Linked DNA regions of Mus musculus: region 1 is linked to region 2. Evidence: chromatin loops called from intact Hi-C (ENCODE). Cell type or tissue: left cerebral cortex. All regions are shown on one strand. Each heading gives the region's core, and the rest is flanking DNA. Links, peaks and the distances in the headings are about the cores only.

The links. Peaks named below come from ENCODE experiments on the same cell type or tissue, not always from the same donor. Only the 100,000 strongest peaks of a DNase experiment are listed, where the experiment ranks them.
Region 1: a loop joins it to region 2, with 2.6 times the contacts of the local background. A loop is called at or near these places in 1 of 42 quality-filtered maps.

Annotation. Positions count from the first base shown.
Region 1 is chr16:10,444,322-10,450,824 of GRCm38, forward strand. It overlaps Tvp23a (trans-golgi network vesicle protein 23A), which reads right to left and starts at 3,041. Exons shown (of 7, transcript NM_001013778.2): 1 at 2,609-3,041. The coding sequence starts at 2,724. In left cerebral cortex, for the core only: a CTCF peak has its summit at 3,070; DNase peaks (open chromatin) are centred at 2,552, 3,079 and 5,427; H3K4me3 peaks cover 1,747 bases; H3K27ac peaks cover 1,026 bases.
Region 2 is chr16:10,519,161-10,524,160 of GRCm38, forward strand. It overlaps Ciita (class II transactivator), which reads left to right. Exons shown (of 19, transcript NM_001302618.1): 15 at 1,808-1,894; 16 at 4,559-4,642; 17 at 4,753-4,836. Among named protein-coding and RNA genes, the nearest start is that of Dexi, 21 kb to the right of the region's middle. In left cerebral cortex, for the core only: CTCF peaks have their summits at 2,236 (motif pointing left) and 3,865 (motif pointing left); DNase peaks (open chromatin) are centred at 2,234 and 3,855.

The sequences.
Region 1 (6,503 bases), core at 746-5,745, 74 kb before region 2:
CCCCCGCCCCCCACCTAGGCTAAGCTAGTGGCCAGAAACCTCCAGTAATCTTTCTGTGTCCAGCATCAACGTTTTGGGGTTATAGACACACACAGCCACATTCAGCTTTTTATGTGAGTGCTGGGGACCCTCACGCTTGCCCAGGTCCTCATGCAAGTGCTCTTTCCCACTGATCCATCTCTCCAGTTCCCTCTCCATCCTCCACACCTTAACCACCATCCAGTGAAGGTAGATTATACCTCCGAGGTGTCCTGGGCCACCCTCCCAGCCTCTGTTTTCTTCTGCCCCTAAACCAGTCTATGATGAGTAATCTCAACAGTCAACTAAAGGATATCTAGAATTACCTGGGACACAGAACTCAGCATTGCCCAGTGTGAGTTACTTTGAGTAATCTGATGGAAGTAGGGAGAGCCACCCACTATGGGCAGCACCATTCCCTGGGCTGTGATCCTAGACCCTATAAACAAGGGAAATGGAGCTGAATACAAGCATTCCACTATACTTCCTGACTAGAGACACACTGTGACCAGCTACACCAAGCTCCTGCCATGGTGACTCCCACGATGTGAAGCACTTGGCTGCTGAACTGTGAGCCAGACTAAACCTCTCTTTCTTAAGCTGCTTCCTTTTCTAAGTTATCTTATCATAGCAACAGGAAAGAGACTAAGGCACTAACTTCACCCTTCAGTCTTGACCCTAACACTGCTATGGCCAAATTCTTCCACTGAAAAGTAGCTCTTGTACATGGGTGTTTAACTTTACATAAAAATTAAACAGAACCAAATTCCATAACTCTAGCTATAGTGCAATGCTCAATAGCCACAGGTGACCACATTATATCTGATGAACAACACATCTGGGCTCATTGATTTTAACTGTCAACTTGATACAACCTAGAATCACTTGAGAAGACTCTTAATGTGGAATTATCCAGATCAGGTTAGGGGGATTGCTTTGATTGTTAACAAGGGGAGGAGGAAGACCCAGTCCATTGTGAGTGGTATCATTCTCTAGGCAGGGGCTCCTGAACAGCAAAAGGGAGGAGAAAGCCAGCTGAGTAAAGCAATCAAGAGTTATACAGGGCAGCCCCACAACAAAGCAGGGCCTAACCTTTACATGGCAGCGGTGTCCTTACATACTCGCCTGGGCAACTCCACAGGCAGTGTCCTTACATACTAGCCTGGGCAACTCCACAGGCAGGGGCTGGTCCCGTATCCTACATAGTCCCAGCCACCAGCCTAGGGTCAGGGTTACAGGTGATATTTACCAGGCAGTGAACCTGTAATTGTTTAGATACTCTATAAAACCCTTCACTTAGGATTCCAATGACAACAGTATGAAGGATGAAGAATGAGCCTCAAGTGTCTAGGGTCTGATCTCTGGGAGCTGTGGATGTTGTATTATGTGAAAAAAGGTTATCTTCATTTAGTAACGGATCTGAAAGAGACAGACAATGACAGAGAGACTGACAGAAACAGAGAGGCTCATGTAGAATACGCTGGTCCTAAACTCACTGAGTAGCTGAGAGTGACCGGGGACTTCTGAATCTCCTGCCTCCATCTCCTTCGTGCTGAGGTTACAGCTGCTTGCTACTAGGCCCAGTTTATTTAGAGCTAGGAGTGGATTAGAACCCAGGGCTTCATGCATGCTGGGCAAGTACTCTACCAACTGAGCTACACGCCCAGACCTCACATTGTAAAGGTGCAAATTACCCTAGGTTGCTGAGTAGGGTTGCGGTATTGTCACAAATGCCCTTATTATTGAGAGGTACAGGAGCGCATGTGCACGTGCACACCACCATGCCTCGTTGATGCTGTGGTTAGGATGGAACCCAGAGGTCTGTTCGTGCTAAGCAGATACTCCACCAACTGAACTACATGAAACTAGCATGTTTATGACAATTTGTTACAGTGACCACGTACTAATTTCATTCTTAGAGACTGTTGTATTTGGGTCGGATGATCTAATGGAAGAGGAAGACAAAATAACCGTAGCGGAAAGGTAGCACTTTTGACTAGCATACACAAGGCCCTCTGTTCCATTCCCAGTACCAGAAAACATAAAGAGAAAGCACTAGGTACCAGGCCTCTAAGTATGCTAGGGACGAGTGGGATGGACAAGTGGGCGTGGCTGAGCTGTGATTGTTTCTTGAAGGCTCAGGGGTTTGCACTTTCGCAGCTACCCTGCTGCAGACTGACTCCTCTCCTACACTGCCATATCTGACCTTCCAACAAGGATGCAGAACCTTTGCACTTCCTGTTCCTTTAGCCCAAATTCTCTTCCTCCAGAGCCTCCTGTGGCTGCCGGCTTCTCAGCATCCAGTCTCAGCTTAAAAGTCACTGCCTCAAAGACCCCTTCCCCCGCCCCGCCCCTTTGTGCTAGAGCATGAGAACAACCCTTGGAACCTTCTCTTACCTCACCGTGCTAGTTTCTTTCTAACCCTCTTAACATTTTTGCCTAATAAATCAGCTGCCCCGCCCCCAAGCTCTAGGCTCCAAGGGGGCAGGGTCTGTACAACTCATGCACACAGCAGTTGTTCCGTGTATTTCGAATGAATGAGTTGGCGAATGAATGAATTTGCAGCTTGGGACCAAATAAGTCAACATACCTGATCTTGGCCTTTCTAAAGGCCAGCTCCTCTTCATTACCGAAGTCCAGGGACACATCCTCAGTATCATCCCCTAGGCCCTGGGGAACAGCAGGAGCAGATAGATGGCAGGCCATCCCAGAGCTCACAGGAGGCCTTCGGGCGTGAGCGCCCTCTCTCCCTGGATATGTCTCTGTGCTCCTCCCAGCATTATTCCCTTAGTTCCCTAGGCTTTCCCCACCCTCCTTACTGCTCGGGGGCTTAGCCTTCAAGGCCAGTGCATCTACCTCCCAATGCAGCATCTCTGCAGCCCTACCTGCTTCATCCCCCTGGGTACCACTTGACACTATAGCACAGGTTCCAGCTCTGCCCTTCACCGCCCAAAGTTTAGGATGCCCAGCAGGGAGCCCGCCTGTGGGATGCTCCCAGCCTTAGCTCAGCTCTAGTGATCGATGGGGGGAGGGGCTCTGTGCAGTGCGCAGTCGCGGACTGGGGCGGAGCCAGAGAGGATACCCAAGGATGCTGGGATACACTGAGAGCCGAGTTCAACACGGAGGGTGCAGGACGTGAATGTAAGTTAGTATCCAGAAGCTGAGCGCTCAGGTTGGAAGCAGAGTTTGCTGGCTCTATAAAAAGCAAACTCTTCTGCGCCAGGCATAGTAGTGCAAGCCTGTGACTCTTGGAAATCTGAAGCAGAAGATTGCCCGGCTGCATAGAAACAAACAAATAAATAAACAAACAGCTGTGATCAGGATCTAGTTGCGTGGCTTGGGAACAGCAGTATTGACATAGAAATGGGCACACAGAGAAGAGTAGTTGTAGCCATGTGAAGGCCTTGCTGGCCTTCTCCTGGCCCAGAACAGAGTCGCAGAATCTCTTCTATGGCCTACCCCTGCCATTTCCCAATTCCCACCCCACTATCTACACAATCTCCCTTAGCCCCCATATCCCTCCCTGCCATCCTGGGACAGAGCTGAGTGACAGGAAGCCAAAGCTGCTAGTCTTGCTTCATGGTTCCCCTTTCTCCCTCCCCCACAACCAGGTGTTAGCCTGACTCCTGGTGACCCCCTCAGGGATACCGAGCCACAAGCTCCAGGGCAGTTCCTTCCTGCCCTGGCTAGAGCGCAGTAAGGGGCTGGTTCACCTTTAATCCTATAGCTGTGCCAGAGCTGCCAGCTGCACACACCACTCTTTAGGACACAGAGATGCTGTCTGGGGGGAAGGGAAAGGGGACTCCTTCTATGACAGAAGACCATCTCAGGGGCCAAGCCTTTTGAAGTGTTTTTCAAACTCTGACTGACATGGCAATGTTGGCCTGTAATCACAGTACTTAGGAAGGCTGAAGCAGGAGGATCACAAATTTCAGGCTAGCCTAAAATACAAAACAAGTTCAAGACCAGCCTGGGCAAATTAGCAAGATCCTATCTCAAAAAGTTTATTTTAAAAATGAGGTAGAAGGGGGATGGGGTGGGGTGGGCATATGCACAAGCAAGTGATTTTAGTGAGTGCTAGAGTGTTTGTCTTGCATACAAGAGACTCTTGATTCAATCCCCAGTGACACACACACCCCACACAAACATGTCTGTGTGTTTGTATGTATATGTATATGTATATGTATATGTATATGTATATGTATATGTATATGTATATGTATATGTATATATTTCCAAACCAACATCAGTTCTAGTAGCTTCTAAGCCCTCTGCTGCTCAACTAATAAGATGATCCACTAAAATCAGCACAGCAGATTGCCAAAGCTCCCAGGGTCAGACCCAGGGCCTTCTCTTCGGCTTCCCACCTGGCAGAGTAGAGGAAGGGCCTGGGGTTCTGCTGGAATGGAGGCTGGCTCCATTACCTGGGCAGCAGAAAGCTCAGTTCAAGGCCTCAATTATCCCTGGGGCATCAGGATTTAATACCACCAAGGCAGGCTTTCTGGAGAGTGTTGTGGGCTCTTCCCAACCCATTGCTGGTTCCAGGCCCAGATATGACACCGAGGAACCACAGCCACCAGGCGTGTCCTGGTTCTCAGTGGAGGCCAGGTGGAGGTGAGCGGCCATTGTAGTGCATTTAGGGGCTTTTCCTCTGACTCGAAAGACTAGCAGCTTCTGGTGTCTGTTGAGTTGGGGCAAGGGGCTGGGAAAACCCCCTAGGAAGCCCCATCCGGGCTAACTGACATTCTCAGAATGGGAAACCTCACGACTGACCACTAAATCTACCACGAAGGTCACCGTATGATCGTGAGGTTACCCTGTTCTCCACCTCCCCTGGGCTGTCCACACAGGGCAAAGGACAGGAGGACAAAGGACAAGAACTGTGCAGGGAGTTTTATCGTTGCTCTGAAGCCGGCTCCAGCCACACTGTAGGTGGGGTTTCAGGTCTGAAACCAGGGTAGCATCTGGCAGCAGCAATAAGCTAGGTTCAGCTGCCTGTCCCCATACACCCACAGACAAGATGGTTGAGAGCGAAAAGCAGAAGAGATTTAATCAACACAGTGGGGAGAAGCAGGAGAAGGGGCCCAGTGACCCTGAGTTCATCTTCAGGGTGCGGATACAAGTGTTAGGTTCGGTAGAGGAAGACCTAAGTCAGGAGCCAGAGGTATCCCGAGTGAGCAGTCCTGGCTGAGCTGTGGTCCTGTCCCTCACTGTTCAGCTTGTGCCACTGGGTCTGAGACACTGTTAATCTCTTAACAGGGAGACTAACCCGGTCATTCCAGGTGAAGCCTCAGCATCGTGGACTGACTTCACCTGCAGTTGGTGGGCCTGGGAAGTCTGCCGTTCTGGAGTCCCGGTGACGGCAAACTTAGCATACTGTCTTATTTATCTTCAGTCTTGAGGGGAATGAAAGGAGACAGATGGGCCTTTATAATTTCCATGTCTGGGCAGAATGAGACAGGAGTCTGAGGCAAACACAAGGAGACAAGCAAAATGAAGGAAGAGATGCCAGGGTTTCCTCTGCCCTTAGCGAGGAGCTGCCTGTGACTAAGTCACCTGTTGCTAGGTAGGTTTGAGGAGTCTATTCCAGGCCTTTGGAGACTCAAGGGAGGCATTTGGGAAATTATTTTTCATAAGGGAAATACTAGGCGTATTTGGGATATAGGGAATACTTAGAGCAGAGACTAAACACTAACCTTTTCTTCCATGTTCTCTGCTCCTCCACCTACATGGGGGCAGGGATCAGAACCTCCAGGCTCGGTCTTATCTCTAGTCCTGTAGCTGAGTCTTGGACCCCCAACAGTCCCTGAAGGGTCTCCAGGCTTGTGCAGCCATTGGGCTCTGGAGACTCTTGAAGCTCAATGTCTGGTTGTCAACAGGCCTGGATGGGACACTTGTGCAGGAGACACCATCTGTCTGGCCTCAGTGCCTGCATCTATAAAATGGGTCCACAATTCCCCTATCCAGGAACGCAAGGACTAAACACAGTGCCTATAAAGAGCCCTTCTCAGTGTAGAGGTTTAGCAAACTATTCCCTGGTGACGGTGATTTGATGGCCTTAAGAGAGGCACTGGGATGTGAGGAACCCCTGTGAGCCCACAGCACAGTGACGTGAGTCTATGTCTCACCTTCCATACTGTGTCTGTGTCCACAGCAGAAGCAGTAAGCGATACATTTTAAAGGAGTGAATTTAAGAAATGTAAGTTAGTGCCGGGTGTGGTGGCACACGCCTTTAATCCCAGCACTCAGGAGGCAGAGGCAGGCGGATTTCTGAGTTCGAGACCAGCTTGGTCTACAGAGTGAGTTCCAGGACAGCCAGGGCTACACAGAGAAACCCTGTCTTAGAAAAACCACTAAAAAAAAAAAAAAAAAAAAAAAGAAAGAAAGGAAGGAAGAAAGAAAGAAAGAAAGAAAGAAAGAAAGAAAGAAAGAGAGAGAGAGAAATGTAAGTTAGATTTTGTTTGTTTGTTTTGAGATGCTGTGGA
Region 2 (5,000 bases), core at 1-5,000:
ACACACACTAAAAAAGAGAAAGAGAAAAAAGTATCAAAATAAAATACACTGTAATAAAAGTTTAATGCATGAAAACTGTTCTGGGATGTTGGAAGAGACAGGATAGGTTGGGGCTTAGCAGTGGAAACACTGAGCGGTGGAAGTTGTCTTTAGCTGTTTTATGCTTTGGGAAGTTAAGGTAGAATGGGTGTGTGGGAGATGGACATGATACACCCGTGATCCCAGCGCTGGAGAGACTGGGGCTGGAGGATCTTTGAGTTCAAGGCTAGCCTGGGCTACATGACACCTTGTTTCAGAACAAAAGATGTAAAAGGGGCCAATAAGATGCCTTAGAGGGTAAAGGCTCTTGCTGCACATGCCGGGAGATAAGAGTTTGGTCTCCAGAACTCATGTAAAAGCATGTCAATGCAGAAACATTGCTCTCCTCCTAAAGCGGTTAAGAGTTTATTTGGGAGCCATCTTGAGTGACCGTGGCTCAGAAACACAGATCTAGGTAATCTCAGACTCCATGTTCCAACATGGAGGCAATTCCATGAAGTTTTATAGTTTTAAAGAACAAAGATAGCCATATAAAATACATTGGCATGGCCAGACAGTTGTGGTGCATGTCTTTAATGCCAGCACTTGGGAGCCAGAGGCAGGCGGATCTCTGTGAGTTCGAGAACAGCCTGGCCTACAGAGTTTCAGGACAGCCAGGGCTACACAGAGAAACCCTGTCTCGAAAAACAAGAAACAAAACAAAACAAAAAATATATTGGTAGGAACCCGAGAGAAGCAGGTACACCAAGTAGGGGGAGCTTTTCTACAGGCCCAAGATGTCATCTGAGGGCAGTCTTAGCTTTTGGATTGGTGGAAGCTAGTGGTCAGCTAAGTTAATAGAGCCCAAGAGGTTTTATCCACCAGCCACACTTCTGACACAGAGGTGGGTAAGGACTGGCTGTTCTTGGGCCTCTCCCGACCTCTCCACAATCTTTCAATCAGTCTCTGCGACACAGAGTCTTTCTAGGAATTCTAATTCACAATATAATAATAATAATAATAATAATAATAATAATAATAATAATAATAATATAGAAGCACTGAGAACATAGTGATGATAAAGCACTTATCTAGGACACACAAGGCCCTAGGTTCAATTCCCACAACAAAACAAATAAACCATTTTTTAAAAAATCTGTCAACACTCCATCTTATAAACAAGGTTAAGAAGCCTGAAAATACCCAAGGATTCATGTGTACATTTCCTGATGTGTAATGTCTCTATAATTTACAATGGTCCAGGTATACCACAAGATAGATTTCCCTCCCTTCTCCACTCTCCTTCTGACCTTTTTTAAAAAAATATTAATTTGTTTATTTACTTTACATCCTGATCATGGCGCCCCCTCCTCTCAGTCCTCCCTCACACAGCTCCTCCCTCCCTCCCTCCCTCCCTCCCTCCCTCCCTCCCCCTTCCTTCCTTTCTATTCCCGGACACATGAGCATTTATTAAGTACCTACTGTATGTAGAGCTGGAAGATAGCCCTAGGGGAAAAGGCACTATCAAATTAGACAGCAGGTGGAGGAGAGGACCTCTCTCTCTGCTCCCACCTCTCCCCTCCCCTGCCAGCCCACTCTCTCTGTAACAAACCCTTCATATTGGTGAGTGGTTTCTGTAGGTTCATCCTCATTACCCATGACCCTTCCCAGGGCTGGCTATCATGGCTGTGTGGCTACAGTCCCCTGTGAAGCAGCGAGTTTCCAGCCGGTGAGGAAGGGAGAGCCTTCCACTTAGGTCCTGGACCTTCTCCTCCCTGTGTCTCCTTAGCTTGTCCCAAAACAACATCACTGATGTGGGTGCCTGCAAGCTTGCAGAAGCTCTGCCAGCCCTAGCCAAGTCCCTCCTAAGGCTGAGGTGAGTGAGGTACCCCCCACTGAATGGGCTGGGGAGATGGGGGTGGGGTGGGGCTGGGGGGAGGTAGGGGTGAGGGGGGTATAGGACCCCCTTTTGCTGCTCTTTGTGGCACATCACCACAGCCTTGGGGCAAGTCGCTTACTAGTTCCAAGTCTCTATTTCTTCATCTGTAAAATATGAACCATGTCAATGGATCATGTGTCATACTCCAGCGCTATCCCTAGTGAGCAGTAGTAGATGGTTGCCCTTTACCCAAGGAAGAGCCCACTGGAAAGCCCTGCAGTGCTGGCTTCTGGGCTGTCCACCACTATTCCAGCTAGTTCTCACACTGCCACCTTCTGGAAGACCTTGGTGTAGCAGCTCCAACTTCTAAATTCCTTTCAGCAAGTCTTTGGTACTAAGGGGCCTGAGAGGGAACTGAATTTGGCCCAGAGCCCCAGCCATTCAGCTCAGCAGTAGCAGCTCTTGGCTAGCCATATAGGAAAGGATTTCCTTCCCCAAGTCTAGGAGAGGTGTCTGCTATGCACCTCTACTGAGGCAGCCACTCCTACAGCCTTCCAAGCAGGTCCTCTTTGTGCCCTGCAAAATTCATAATGTGTGTACTCGTTACCTAAACTAGGTTGTGCTAAGTGTATAGGATTCCCTAACATGGGTGTCTTGGGGGTCGGGGGTTGGAGGTCAGGAAAGTCTAGGTCATACGGGCAGGTGCCTGTGGGCCAGGAAGGCATACTAACTACTATTGTTGCTGAGACCAGATACCAAACAAAGACAACCTAAGGAAGGGAGGAAGGAAGGAAGGAAGGAAGGAAGGAAGGAAGGAGGGAGGGAGGGAGGGAGGGAGGGAGGGAGGGAGGGAGGGAGGGAGGGAGGGAGGGAGGGAGGGAGGGGTTCTTTGGGTTCACAGTGTGAGGTGCAGCCCATGATGGTGGGAGGGCATGTGGCAGGAATGTGAAGGCGACCGGTCCCATTGCATCTGCAGCCGGGAAGCAGAGAGTACTGAGTGCTGTGCTCAGCCTGCTTTTCCCTTTTACATTTTAAAAAAATACTGTGTGTGTATGTGTGTGTGTACATGTGTGTGTATGTATGTGTGTGTGTGTTGTCTGCATATACACCTATATGGCAAACACACACACGGTACCTGCAGTGACCAGACGATGATAGTAGGTCTTACTGGACTTAAATGGCTTACTGCTATTTCATAATATTGAATACATTCATTCCAACTACAAAGTCCCCAGAGTTTCCAGGTTTTCTTCTTCCTGTGGCCAACCCAACTCACCTTCTGTGGTAGCTCATTTGGCCCTGAGCAGTTTCTGTGTCACACTGTGAGACCTGAATGATGCATAGCCCACAGCATAAACCAAGAGCCTACCTGCTCTCCCTACAGTGACCCCCTCCTACCAGTTCTACAAATGAGCAGCCGTGTGGGTAGGAAGTAGACTGGATAGGAAGAGGCACGTCTTTGAACCTGGGAAGCTCCTCCCCTTATAATTTCCATGCTTTGGGCTGAGAAAGACCTCTCTCCCTCTCCCTCTCCCCCTCCCCTCCCTCTCCCCCTCCCCTCCCTCTCCTTTTCCTTCTCTCCCCTCCCCCAGTCTTTCCCCTCTTTCCCCCTTCTTTCTTTCCTCTCTTCTCTCTTTCCTACCCCCTCTCTCTTTCCCTCTCCTTTTCCCCTCTCCCCTCCCTTCTTTCTCCCTTCCTCGTGTGTGTGTGTGTGTGTGTGTGTGTGTGTGTGTTACTGAGTATGAAGCCCAGAGCTGTTTCATATATACCGGACAAGCATTCTACTACTGAGCTATAACCCCAGCCTTCTTAACTTTCTGTTTTTGAGGGGCTGTGGAGATGGCTCCACAGTTAAGAACACTGGTTGCTCTTGCAGAGAACTTGAATTCCATTTCTAACACTCACTTGGTAGCTCACAACCATCTGTGAACTCCAGTCCCAGGGGAATCTGATGCCCTCTTCTGGCTTCCTTGGGCACTGCACCTATGAAGCACAGCCATCCATGAAGGCAAAGCACTCCCCCCCCACACACACACACACATATAATAAACAAACATCCATGCACACATATAATAAACATTTTTTAAGTTCTAATTTGAGACAGGGTCTCATGTATTCTAGGCTGGCCTAATTTGTAATCCCTCTGCCTCAGTTTCCTAAGTAGCTGGAATTACAGGCCTGAACCACCAAGCCCAGTGTACAACTTACTGCCCATGCTGTTGTATCTTGAACTCACTGTGGAACTACAAATAAGTAGTGGCCTCAACATTCTGGGCCTCAATTAGTCCATCTGTAAAATGGGACAGTAGGGCCTGCCTGGGGATGTGACTCAGTTGTTAGAGTGCTTGCCTAGCATGTATGAGGCCCTGGATTCATTCCATCCCCAGCACTGCATAAACTGGATGTGGTGCATTGTAATCCTAGTACTCAAGAGGTAGAGGCAGGAGAATCAGAAGTTAAAGGTCATCTTTGACTACATACCAAGTTCCAGGCCAGTATGGGGATACATGGGACCTTGTCTTTAGATAGATAGATAGATAGATAGATAGATAGATAGATAGATAGATAGATAGATAGAAGTAGTAATCTCAGTTGAGTGGCTATCACCTGGCCTGAACTGGCCCAGCACCCCAACCCTCTTTCTTCCTCTGTTGCCGGCAGCTTGTACAATAACTGCATCTGTGACAAAGGAGCCAAGAGCCTGGCACAAGTACTTCCGGACATGGTGTCCCTGCGTGTGATGGAGTGAGTGTAGGGGCTGGGTGGTGTCTGTGGAGGCAGAGGATCTCCCACCCACATCGTGAGAAGGGTTGAGGTGGGAGTTGTCATGCCTCAGGATGGGTCTCTCTCTTCAGTGTCCAGTTCAACAAGTTCACGGCTGCCGGTGCCCAGCAACTGGCCTCCAGCCTTCAGAAGTGCCCTCAGGTGGAAACACTGGCGTAAGTCACATCGCCCCCAGGGCTGGAGTATGTGAGTGTCTTTAGAAGTCAAATCCTACCCCTGCCAACTAGTACCTGATCCTGGGATGTCAAGTGATTTGCCTGCTGGCCTCAGAGATGAGGATGGCAATACCTGCAGACAAGACTTGTTATGTTAGTAAAAC